Regions from separate parts of the Homo sapiens genome. Here region 1 is linked to region 2. A link is a contact called in ENCODE Hi-C or POLR2A ChIA-PET data. All regions are on one chromosome and are shown on one strand. Each heading gives the region's core, a stretch centred on a gene start or an enhancer-like site at or near the end of the contact. The rest is flanking DNA. Distances are from core to core; before and after follow the strand shown. Region 1 has its middle 110 kb from the start of LYPLAL1. Region 2 overlaps LYPLAL1 (lysophospholipase like 1).

Region 1 (6,150 bases), core at 2,296-4,795, 91 kb before region 2:
ATAATTTCATCCTAGAATGATAACTTTCATTCCTTTATGGTGGATAATTCTCTAGACCTACTACACACTCTGCTGTAATCATGAACCTTCCCTTCATCTCTCATAAGATAGACAACAATTTTTGCATTTTCTTTGTTGGTTTACTATGTTGTTTTCTAAAGCACTTATATTTCTGACATGACAAAATTATTTTAAATAAAAAATGCATTACCCTTATATTTGATTTTTTTTGGAAAAAAAATAGAATTCTCAGTTGAAAATCACTGTCACTCAGAATTTTTCACGCTTTGTTCCACTGTCTTCTAAGATTCAGTTGCTGTTAAGAAATTCAAGACCATTGTTTTGTATTTGACTGTGTTATCCCCCTCCCCTTTGGAAGCTTCTAGGATCTTTTCTTGATTTCAAGTATTCTATATTTTACCATAACCTACCTGGAATTTTTTTTTTTTTTTGTCATTCATTGTGCTAGGTGCTCCATTGTCCTTTCAATGGGAAGACACATGTCTTTCAGTCTGAAAATGTCTTAAATTACTTATTCAATAATATCCCCCCTTCATTTTCTCTCTTTTCTTTCTGGAACTCCTAATTAGTAGCTGGAGAGCTCACAAGATCTATGATATATTTTTTCTTATCTTTTTCCCTCCCATTTCTCTCTTCTTTAATTTTTGTTCTACTTTTGAGAGTTGCTTGGCCCTATCTTACAATTTTCTATTTAATGCTTGTATTTTACTTTTTATATTTTTTATAGACAGGAGTTCCTATTTGCTTCTGATCCTTTCTCATGGTAACTGTTATCTATATTACAGACTTGTTTCCCTGTGTATCTTTGAGGACATTATGATTTTCGAAAAGTTTCTTTCAATGTCTGCACTGACTCTGATTCATCTAAGTCCTCTGTGTCTAGTTGTTTGTTTGTTTTATGGGGTTTGGTCTCCATGCTCATGTTGCACATTTTCCTCTAATGTCTGGTCATTCTTCTCTGTCCAAGTGCATGTAAGAGAGAGTGGCTAAAATACTGCTGGAACTACTGTACCTATGAGCAGAGGTGCTGATTCTCAGGGATCACTGCAGGGTCTGTGGGGATGACGTCCCCTTTCCATTGAGGATCTCAAATACTTATCTAGAGACATTTTTCAGTGGCCGTTCAGAAAAAAAGAAAAAATCTAATTTCTGTCAGTTATGGAGCATGACGGTGGGTGTGGAGGGACCAGCATAAGTTTGACAATTGGCATCCTGGGAGCAGGTGAGAGGGTATGATTGAGGCGAGACACTTTTCATTCTTCCTAGACTTCTCCCCTGTTTGGTTTTTGGAGAGAAAGAGCCTTCTCCAGTCTCACCTGCTGTGTGTGTGTGTGTGTTGGGGAGGGTGGTTCTATAGTAGTTGCTTGGCTGCATGCAGTGGAGGGAGAAACTTGGTTCCAAACCTTCTCCTGAACTCCACTTTCTTCTGAAACCAAGTCCTCCAATTCTGAGCCTTTCTGGGTTTTACAGGGTGAATTAACTCACTTATTGTTTCCTTGATAGTAAGTGCTTAGATTTACCTTATTTAGATTTTTACCTATTTTCATTTACTGTTTTCCAATTTTCAAATATATCTTTAAATCTTTTATGTACTATTGTCTTTTTCTTTATAGATTAATTATTACCTTTCTCTCTTTATTTTTATTTTTTTAAGTTACTGGCACAGGGTAGACAGGGAAGATATTAATTGCATGTGTTTACATGCCAGTTTAACTAATTTCATGCCAAAGGAAAAGATACTTTCTACATAGTGTTCTATGAATCAAACTGCCAAGCCCATCCTAATCAGGGGAACATAATGGAATGTCATCTCAATCACCCTGAGTACTTCTTTAAAACTAATTAATGAAGTCTCATTCCTTTATTATCTGTCTACTTATTTATTTATTTTTTGAGACAGTCTCACCTTGTCACCCAGGCTGGAATGCAGTGGTGCGATCTCAGCCCACTGCAACCTCTGCCTCCTGGGTTCAAGTGATTCTCCTTCCTCAGCCTCCTGAGGAGCTGGCATTACAGGCGCCCGCCGCCACACTTGGCTAATTTTTGTATTTTTAATAGAGATGGGGTTGTGCTGTGTTGGCCATGGCTGGTCTTGAACCCCTGACCTCGGGTATTTTGCCTGTCTAGGCCTCCCAAAGTGTTGGAATTACAGGCATGAGCCACCATGCTTGGCCTACTATGCCTTTTTAAAATGTTAAGAGTCCTTTTGCAGAGGGTCCTAAAAAGAGCTGATGGATGTTTTCTCAAACTGGCAAAAAAAATCAATGCATATGAGAGTAGATTGTGTTCAGTTATTATTTGTGATTTGATGCTTATGGAAATCAACTTGTACCCTTTTTCCTAGACTAAACATATATGTTGTTCAGAATGCATAATTATTAATAAGCAAATTGTTAATGTGATTCCAATAAATGTGAAAAAATTAGACATTATCCCTTCATCTCCCCTCTCCCACCTGTATATATCTCAAAAAATAGGTAAAAATATAGCGTGATGGGGGGAATAAATTGGAGATTCAAATCCTGGAAAAGCAGATATCCAGTTGTCTAAATGAGGTGTCATAAAGATATTAGGAATAATAGTGTTATAATAATAGCTTCTATTCCAACTCAAGTATTTTGTTAAGTTTTAAAAATACCTTCTTTAGGCATCAAAAAACTTTATATAATACGTATTATCTGCTTGTTTACAAGTGGACATGAGGCTTAGAAAAGTTATGAGGTTCAGTGAAGCTCCAGAAGGGTTTTGGACTGCAGTCAGCATGGCTCTAAAGCCTGCATACTTCATATTGCAGTAGAAAGCGATGAAAATGGCATTCACCTATAAACTTCTAAAAAATTTTCAGAGACTTCCCTTGAGAATTGTCTGCCTATGTAATATTCATTCTATTCTGCCACCTCATCTGGGTGAAACAAGTTGAAACGTTTGTTATATATGTAATCAGATTTTCAATAATCTTGAGCTCTCTTAAAGATATCAGCCTATTTGTAATTTCTTCTACCCCATTTTTTTTTCTCCTTTTCTGATGTGGCTTTTAGAAACACCTATGGATATTTTGGAGTCTTTTCCTTTATTGAAAATTAAAATATGACTGGCTAAAATATGACTCAGAGAGTTTTCATTTGAAGGACGTGTAAATCTCACTGTGAAAAATCCTTTTGACTTTGGTTTTCTCTGCATAGTTGAAAATACTGTTGTGATAGGATGGCCATGCTACAATTAAACAAACATCCTATAAAAAATTCAACTTGTCAAAACTGGCTTGTTAAATAAGCTTGGAACCATTATCTGAACAACAAACTAGATCTGAACTTGGATAGCAGACTTCAGTTTTATGGGTCTTCCAATGATCTCATTGTTATAATAAATGAGTACATCAGGTTTCCTTATCCATCAGGAAAATCCTACACTCTGTGTTTCAGATGACTCAGAAAACACACAAATGTCTTTCATGCTGAAAGATAAGCAGGTTCTGGATTGTTTTCATCCAATGTCCTTACAGCTTCACGTCAAAGCAACATTATTCTGAAGTAAGCTCCTGACTGGGGGAAATTGCCACACCTCAGTTCATCTGGGCATTGGATCCATTACCTGATGGCGTGCCCCATTTCTTTCTTTTTTCAGAAATATGCTAAATGTACTGGCATGGAGTCATATAGGAGCATTGGTACCTACTATGCCATTCTCTCCTTGTCACAAATCCCCTGCCCACCCACATTCCTCTTCCCACATAGTCAGAATATTGCCTGGATGCAAGAACATTAACCCAACAAGTGTTATCTCTTAGCTGTTGGCGGAGGAGGCAAAAACGCACGAGCCCTTCATGCTTTTTTCCAGACTGCATTGGGAAAAGACAGTCACACGGGAGCATTCTTGATGCTGGATTCCTGGAAGGAATCCCCCTACAAGGCTGTACCTCTTTTTCATGCCCGAGGCCAGGAATTCTCAACCTTGAGGTGATTTTCCATCCCCCTACCCCTACTGCCATGGATATTTGGTAATGTCTGGAGACATTTTTGATAATCACAATTGAGGGGCACTATCAGCATCTAGAGGGTAGAGGACAGGGATGCTGCTAAACATCCTACAAGGCACAGGACAGCTCCCACAACAAGGAATTATCAAGGTCCAAATGTCAGCACTGGAGAGGCCATAAAACCCAGTCCTAGGCCAAAAGGCAAGTAGACAAGATGGCAGGGTGTCCGCCCTTCTTTCCCAATCCATGAAACGTTTTGTTGTTGTTGTTGTTGTTGTTGTTGTTTAGTGATTTTTATGTGACAAAAGTTTTGCTCAATATTGAGAAAGATAAGAAAGAATTTCACTGACTTTAGAGAGGGAATAAAGTACAGTGGGTAAGAGTACTGACTCAAGAGCCAGACTTTCCTCAATTCAAACCCCAGCCCCATCACTTATGAGCTGTGTGTACTTGGGCAAGTTCCATATCCTTTTTGGATATTTTCTCATCTGTAAAATATTCCCAGACAACCGGACATACATTGTAATCTTGTGATGATTAAATGAATTCTTACATATAAAGGCTTTAAATAGACCTGCTACATAGTAAAGGCTAAATTGTTAAATTGTTTTTTTCTCTCTCTCCCTTTCTCTTTCTCTCTCTGTGTACCACTTAAGATGCCTGGGACACATTATGAGTCCTCAGACAAAAAGAGGCTTGATTCTCTACAAAGGGGAGCAAGAGACATAGCAGCAATGTGGTTTATGGAAAAGAGTCCAGGGGTAGGTTATGTTCTAGTGTTCTAGTTTGCTTTTGTTAAGATCCTTGGCAAAATGGCTTACACAACAATCTGGGCCTCAATTTTCTTATGTGAAAAATGAGGATGTTGGCACTGGCCACATCATAAGGTTGCTGGGAAGATAAAATGAGATAATAAATGTAAAAACAATTTTTGAAATTGTGATCGGTTTGAACTTTTTGTAGAATATTTAAAGTTGTACGTTTGCCATCTTTCTGTATTCCCTCACATCTCCTCCAATACTTAAACAACAACAACAATAAAACTTCTTCTCCTTGGAAACAGTGGATCTGGAAAAGCTTAACTTATTTGAAGTCCCCAGATTTGTTTTTGGACAAAAGCCAGTGAATTGAATTAATTTTCAAAGCTTTGCTCTGATATTTAAAAAAAAAATCACAATGACAATTTCCTGGTTTTAGGAGATGAGAGGAGCTTAGGAAAAATATGTCAATTATTTAAGCCAATTTGTTAAAATGCCTTCAGATGAGCAGATATCTGAACATGGGTCATTTAGTGGTTGAGGGCTAAAGTGAATAAGACAAAGAAGATAGTGTGTGAGGCCATCAGATTCTTGTTGTTTTCCAGCTTCTGATCCTAAAATGTGGTGCTTTCCCTTATCTCCTAGTTCTGCTTGGAACTGCTGATCCTAGTATACACTCTACTTTCCACTTCAGTTCCTCTTTGTGTCATCTGTATGGAACAAGGCCCATGTTTAGATAAGTGAAATGAGTTCTAAACCCACAGTGTCTCTCTCCCTTTCTCTCTCCCTTTCTAGGCACAGGCTGTTCTATGCTCTGTCATCAAGGAAACACTTCAGCTACACCCCATTTACAACACCAAAATTGCTGATCATAATCAATGAATATTTTCAGGTCTGGGTGAAAGGTGCTGCCAAAATGCATCATAAAGGACACATCATTAAGCTCTCAATAGAAATACCACAGAAAGGGAGCATGACCCCTTGTAAAATTAATTGCTCCAATTGGGGATTACAGAAGATTAGGTGGAAGTAAATTCTACGCTGTGATTGTGGTGGTCACTGTACTGCCAGGATAAAAAGAGCCCTCATCTCTAAGGACCAGCGCCCTTCTAGATATTAGATTTGTTTTTGCCAGACCTCTGATATCTACTGCTAAAATTCTGCAGTTTGCCTCTTTGGTTATCATTGTTCATTTTTCCTTGTGAACTAGATAGGGAAAAATATGGAAGTCATTGGGGTAATTTCACAAGTCCATGGTGCAACTTAGTCTTGATGTGATAAAAGCCATTCACCACCAATCCTACCATCGGGACAATAACTGGGGTGAAACATCTCAATTTCTATACCCGAGCTCTTGTAATTCTTCATAAAGAAGGTTGCGGTGTCCCATATGTG
Region 2 (5,659 bases), core at 2,255-4,754:
AAACCTGGAAACAAGAAAGTTGAACTGACTAAAATTTAACAAAAATTCATATACGGGGATCTTTTATTTACTCAAATAGAATCATATAAACATTACTTTGTAACACATTTTCTAAAATTTAAATGGATATGATGAATACCTCTGAAAGTCAGTACATAAAAACTTAAATGTTTTCCCTAAGTTTATGCAGATACATAAAATTTTTTAAATATGAGATTATATATATATACATTGTTTAGATGTTTTTCATGTCAATCTTATTCATTTTTTACCCATCTCTACATTCCTCCTCTTCTCTCCAACTCCCTCACACATCTTGTCCTTTACATTCGGTAAACTGTGTAAATGATCTGAAATATATCCTTCAATGTTATTCTTATAAATTAAAATATGCATATTTACAGGCTATTTCTTGGCACACTATTTCTTTTCAAAAATAAAGTAGTCTATCTGATTCTATTATGTGCATCATGCTTTTTTCCTTCAACAATATCTCATGGAAATCCTTTCATCAGTTACAGTTCTAACTTACCCTTTTAATGGCTATATTATATCCTATGATAAGCATATTCTGCAATTTAATCAGCCATTCCCCTAATAATGGGAATTAATTTGGTACCCAGCTTTTAGCCACTAAGAAATATGCTTCATTAAACATATGCATACGTGTTTTTATCTACTGGAACTTTTATTCCTATGGAAAAGAGTCAAGAAACAGGTTGGATTAAAAGGTACAATTTTTGTCTTAATAGATGTCTCAAAGTTGCTTCCATAAAAGTTGTAAAAATTTACCTTTCTACAGGAAAGGTAGGAAAATATCCTTTTGCCCACAGCAGTAATAGCAGTAGGTGCTGACATACATTAAAATGTTACCATTTAAGAGTATCAATTGAAGTTTTAAAACCAACTTTATTGAGGTATAATTTACATATATAAACTATATTGAACTACACACATTTTAGGTGTATAGTTCAATTACTTTTTACAATGCAACCACCATCTCCACAATGATACAGAACATTCCTTTTCCTTGGAAAATTCCATCATGCCCCTTCACGAGCAACTCCCGTAACCTTCCCAAGCAACTACTGAGTGAGACTATCAACATTGATTTCTTTTGCCTGTTCTAAAACTCCACATAAGTGGAATTGCTGACTGATGTCATTTGCTATTATTTTTTCCTATTGTCATTTCAATTTTTTTCTTGTTTAAAAGAGTACTTTGTCTATTATTGACAAATATTTGTTGCATATATTTCAGGTATTTTCTTCCAAGTCTATTTTGAATATTGATATTACGTTATTATGTACTTAAGGGTTTTTTTTTTTTTTTTTTTTACTGGACAAAAGACTCTACATTTGATATAATGTCTTTTTAAAAAAAAATTTAAATTTCTGGGTCTCTAGATTTGCTTAAGAAGCTCCTGCCAATCCATACATTTTTTATATATAGTAGCCCAGATTTTCTTTTAAGACTTTTGTTTTCATTTTTACACCTAAGCCTTGAATTTTGGGGGAATTTCATACATGGAGTAACCTAAGGATTCAAATTCATTTTATCCCATATGATAGTCAATTGTGCTTGTGCTATTAAAAGAAGGAGAGAGAAAGGGAGGAAAGGAGGAAGACACCCTTCTCAGCAAACAGTGAAATTTTATCTTTGCCATATATTTTATAGTTCTGCATTATCTAGTCTCTCTAACCCTGATTTCTGTAAGACATATGCTATATATAATGAACTGACTTCCCTCTAATACATCTAGAATGGTGCTCGTTCTATATCATACATGCAGTGGGCGGGGGAACAGTCACTCAAATAATTTTCTATGTCTTGTGATTCAGCTGAAGAGCTTTAGTTGAGAAAGGCTCTATTTTGTTCCACTAATCTCTTTATCTATTAAGTTAGTTTCTATTTAGTATCTATTAAGTTAATTATTAAGTTAGTATATAACGTTAATCATATTATAGTGGTTTTAGAGCATATTTTGAAGTTGTGTAAGGTAAGTTCCCCTCTCCTATCATTACTCTAGTCTGTGTTTTCATACTTGTCCTAGCTATTCTCAGGCATCTATTGTTCTTGATTATCCAATAAATTTATCAAAAAATTTAGTAAACTTGAAACTATTTTCAAATAATTATCCTTAAAAAATCCTTTTGGAATTCTAATTAATATTGCATTATTGTCTGAGAATTACATTTTATGACATAAACCTATGAGGAGGGCAGATTTTTGCAGACTGAGCTTTTCCTTCATTGCTCTTTATCCAGGCTTTCAACTGCTGCAGAAAAGATAAAATCTTGCACCACCTCTATACTAGGACTCCAATAAGCATAAATTATCTCACAACCCCATATGCCTTCTGACCCCAGAAGCTGTGTGGCTCTAGAAAGGTAGATAAATTAGAATCAGAAGGGGAGAGAAGGCAGAAAGCATTCAAACCTTCCTCCTCCCAGAATCCCTTCTCAAAACTAGCTTCTTAACTAGTTTTGAGTTACTCATTTTCATTACTCTGAAAATGAGAGTAGGTGCTTTCCAAATAGTCATTGTCAGACAAAATGAAACCTCAAATTGTAGTCAAACTGTCACTAAAATCACAGTGAAGTTCTAAATCAAAATATCAAAAATACAACACTCACTTTAAAATTCAAATGAGCCTATTACCCTTCTGAATTGTTCTACTTCCCTTTTCATTTTACTCTGCTATTTCTGTGTTTATTTGTCTGTCTAAATACTTAAATAAGGATGATATCATAGGCTAAAATGTGAATCATTCTGGGAACTCAGCCATTAATGGAAAAAAGTGGCATTCACTTAACTTTTTTCTTTGACAATGCCTTAATTAGAGATAGATGCTCAGCAGAAGTAGAATCCCAATGTAAGTATGTTACTAATGTGGTAGCTAAGAAAATTAAAATTCTGTTCAAATGGAGTAATTGAGAAAATTTAACGAGACAAAAATAATTTAGAACTTTCTTGCTAAGAAAGCATAAACAAGAATGTATAAATCTCCTAAAATGTTAGAATAACATTTAAATAAAATATAAAAGTTTGTTTTTTAAACAGCTAAAAACTATCACATATGTTATACTCATTCACCTTCTTCCTCAAATAAATCACTTTATTAGCTGGTATAAAACTCCTCAGACATTACCACAATAAATAAATATGTTTGGCAAAGAACATCTGTGTGGTTCCTAAGTTAATCAATCAACCAACCCATTACACATTGGTAAAATATTAAGCTAGAATAAAATGTCCAAGGTTAAAAAAAAAAAAAAGTTGACATTCAGCTTGATACCAAGTTGTTTTTGATCTGTGTTGCCTTAAAGTCATAAAATCGAAAGTTCATTCATAACCTTTAAGTTAACAAATTGGCACCAGTCTTCCTCTTTATCCTCATTTCATACCACTTCTCTCTCCCACCCTTCACTAGGTTCCAGTCACATTTGTCACTTCCTTTTCTTCAAATAGTACGAGCTTATTATTAGTTGAGTGGCTTTGCATCTGATATCCCCACTACTTAGAGGGCTCTTTGCAACATTTCTGCATGGTGGGCTCCGACTGTTCATTTAGGTCTCAGCTCAAGTGTCACCTTCTCAGGGGAGCTTCTTTGACTCTCCAACTGAAAGTATACCTCCCTTTTACCCTGCAACACACACATATACTCTCTATCCCCAGTCTTAATACCATTTATCACTATTTGAAATTATTACATTTAATTTCCCTTTTATTTTCTGTCTCTACATGAGCTCATTGAGAGCAGGGACTTCATTCTTTCCACAGATACATACCCAGTGCTAAGAACAAAGCCTGACATAGAATAGATGCTAAATATTTGCTGAATAAATTTCAGTAATCATTTGTGCCACTTGGGAATAATTTGTGCCAGCCAGAAATAACAATGTCTAAAATTATTTTATTTTTGCTCCAAATATATTTTGACTTTAACTCTTATAAAATCTACACTGTGATTTGTAGAAAACAGTCCATTTTTGTTTCTTTTTTAAAAAATCATATCTAAGAAAACTTTTCCATACTAGTACCTATTTAAACATACCTAATACTTACCAAAGAAGTACATTATTTCTTCAAAATAGCTGTTTTTAGTAGGGTTCCTTACTAGCATACTTGTAGTACAGATATACTGTTATCAGGAGAGGGCTCTCCTACTATCATGCTTCAGATAGGAATTCTAAGTGATGGAGTAAAGAGGAATTCATGGTTTACTATGCCTAAATAAAAAGTGCCTAGTTTATTTTAGAATACATATTTACTGAAAAATACAAACATGGACTTTGTGTGGAAAAACAGTGAATCTAAAAGTATAGGCACTATGCAAATCTTATTACTTTTAGAATTTTTTAAAACACCAAAAGAAACTATATTATCATATAAATCATAAATGGCTTGTTAAAAATTATTTTTAAATGGAAATTCTAATAATAAACACAAACTAAGAAAATCTCTAATTGTAAATATAGCTAAAGCATGTTATAGAAATAAAAATCTTTATTGGGCACTTCATTTAAAGAGTCCAAATTACCACAGTGAAAAAAAAAAGCAGTATTTTCCATCTAAATCAACACAGCAAACTAATTGCTGACTTTTACTGACTATGCCCCTACCTTAGCTGATTTAAAACATCTATTAAATACAGTTGAGGAAAAGGGATACCTTATAATCAAAATGGTAATTCACAATTTAATCAAAACACACTTATATGCTGTAATAGACCACAACTGAGTATATACAATAAACTATTGTTCTCCTCTTAAGCTGTTTAAAATATGGTTGACTGTTGAAAACAAAAATTATAACCTTGTTTGATACAGTTTTCAATGTATGCAGACAAAATACATATGAAAACTATAACATACACAAGATGGGGATAAAGGGACCTATATAGTTACAAGGAAAAAAAAAACAACAAAGAACTCTAAGTAGGTAAAAAAGCTTTGCTATGTATATCATAATCCCTATGGCAATCAGAAAAAAAATAAAGTAAAATGGTGTATTAAAAAACGAATAATTCAATAGAAAGTGTGAAAGGGAAACAGAGGAATGAAAAGCAGTAGACCTAAATTCAAGCATATTAATTGTTACATTAAATGTAAATTGCTTAAACAAATCACTTAGAAGACAAATTATCAGTTTGGTTAAAGATGAAAACAAAGCCCAACTACGTGTTGTCTATAAGAAATCCACTTTAAATACAATGATATAGGTAGGTTAAAAGCAAAAGAATGGAAAAAGACATACCATACAGCTCTAATCAAAAGAAAGTAAAAGGATGAAAAATGAAGTGCCATGTAAACAATAAGCATAGGGAAGCTGAGATATACTATATTTTTATTAAACACAGTACACTTCAGAGTATTACCACAAATTAAAAAGGAACATTTTATAGATAAAAGTAGCCATAAAAAAGACAATATTACTACATGAATATGCACCTAATAATATAGCCTAAAAATACATAAAGAGAAAACTGACAGAACTAAAGGGAGAAACAGACCAATCTACAATCATAGCTAGAGATTTTAATACCCATCCCTTGGCAACTAATAGAACAACTTAGAAAAATAATCACTAAGCATATACAGAATTTGTGTAATGCTTTCAAATACCTTGAACCATTAACATTTATAGAACGTGACAC

The links. Hi-C counts contacts between places; a loop is a spot of excess contacts on that map. ChIA-PET counts read pairs that join two places held with the same protein, here RNA polymerase II (POLR2A). Pooled maps may share reads with other maps.
Region 1: a loop to region 2 is called in a map of endothelial cell of umbilical vein, with 6 times the contacts of the local background. The contact joins two enhancer-like sites. A Hi-C loop is called at or near these places in 1 of 168 maps with a recorded cell type or tissue (endothelial cell of umbilical vein) and 1 of 50 pooled maps. POLR2A ChIA-PET finds 5 or more read pairs at or near these places in 2 of 52 experiments (activated CD4-positive, alpha-beta T cell and endothelial cell of umbilical vein).

What each region holds. Positions count from the first base shown.
Region 1 is chr1:219,276,811-219,282,960 of GRCh38, reverse strand. It overlaps a transcript of LYPLAL1 not described here. Among named protein-coding and RNA genes, the nearest start is that of LYPLAL1, 110 kb to the right of the region's middle. Within about 2 kb of position 3,545, at least 2 of the 41 ENCODE cell types and tissues checked have a DNase peak (open chromatin) inside an H3K27ac peak, as active enhancers do; they include endothelial cell of umbilical vein, where a contact is called at or near this core.
Region 2 is chr1:219,186,301-219,191,959 of GRCh38, reverse strand. The region is part of intron 2 of LYPLAL1 (lysophospholipase like 1); the gene reads right to left. Among named protein-coding and RNA genes, the nearest start is that of LYPLAL1, 15 kb to the right of the region's middle. Within about 2 kb of position 3,504, at least 4 of the 41 ENCODE cell types and tissues checked have a DNase peak (open chromatin) inside an H3K27ac peak, as active enhancers do; they include endothelial cell of umbilical vein, where a contact is called at or near this core.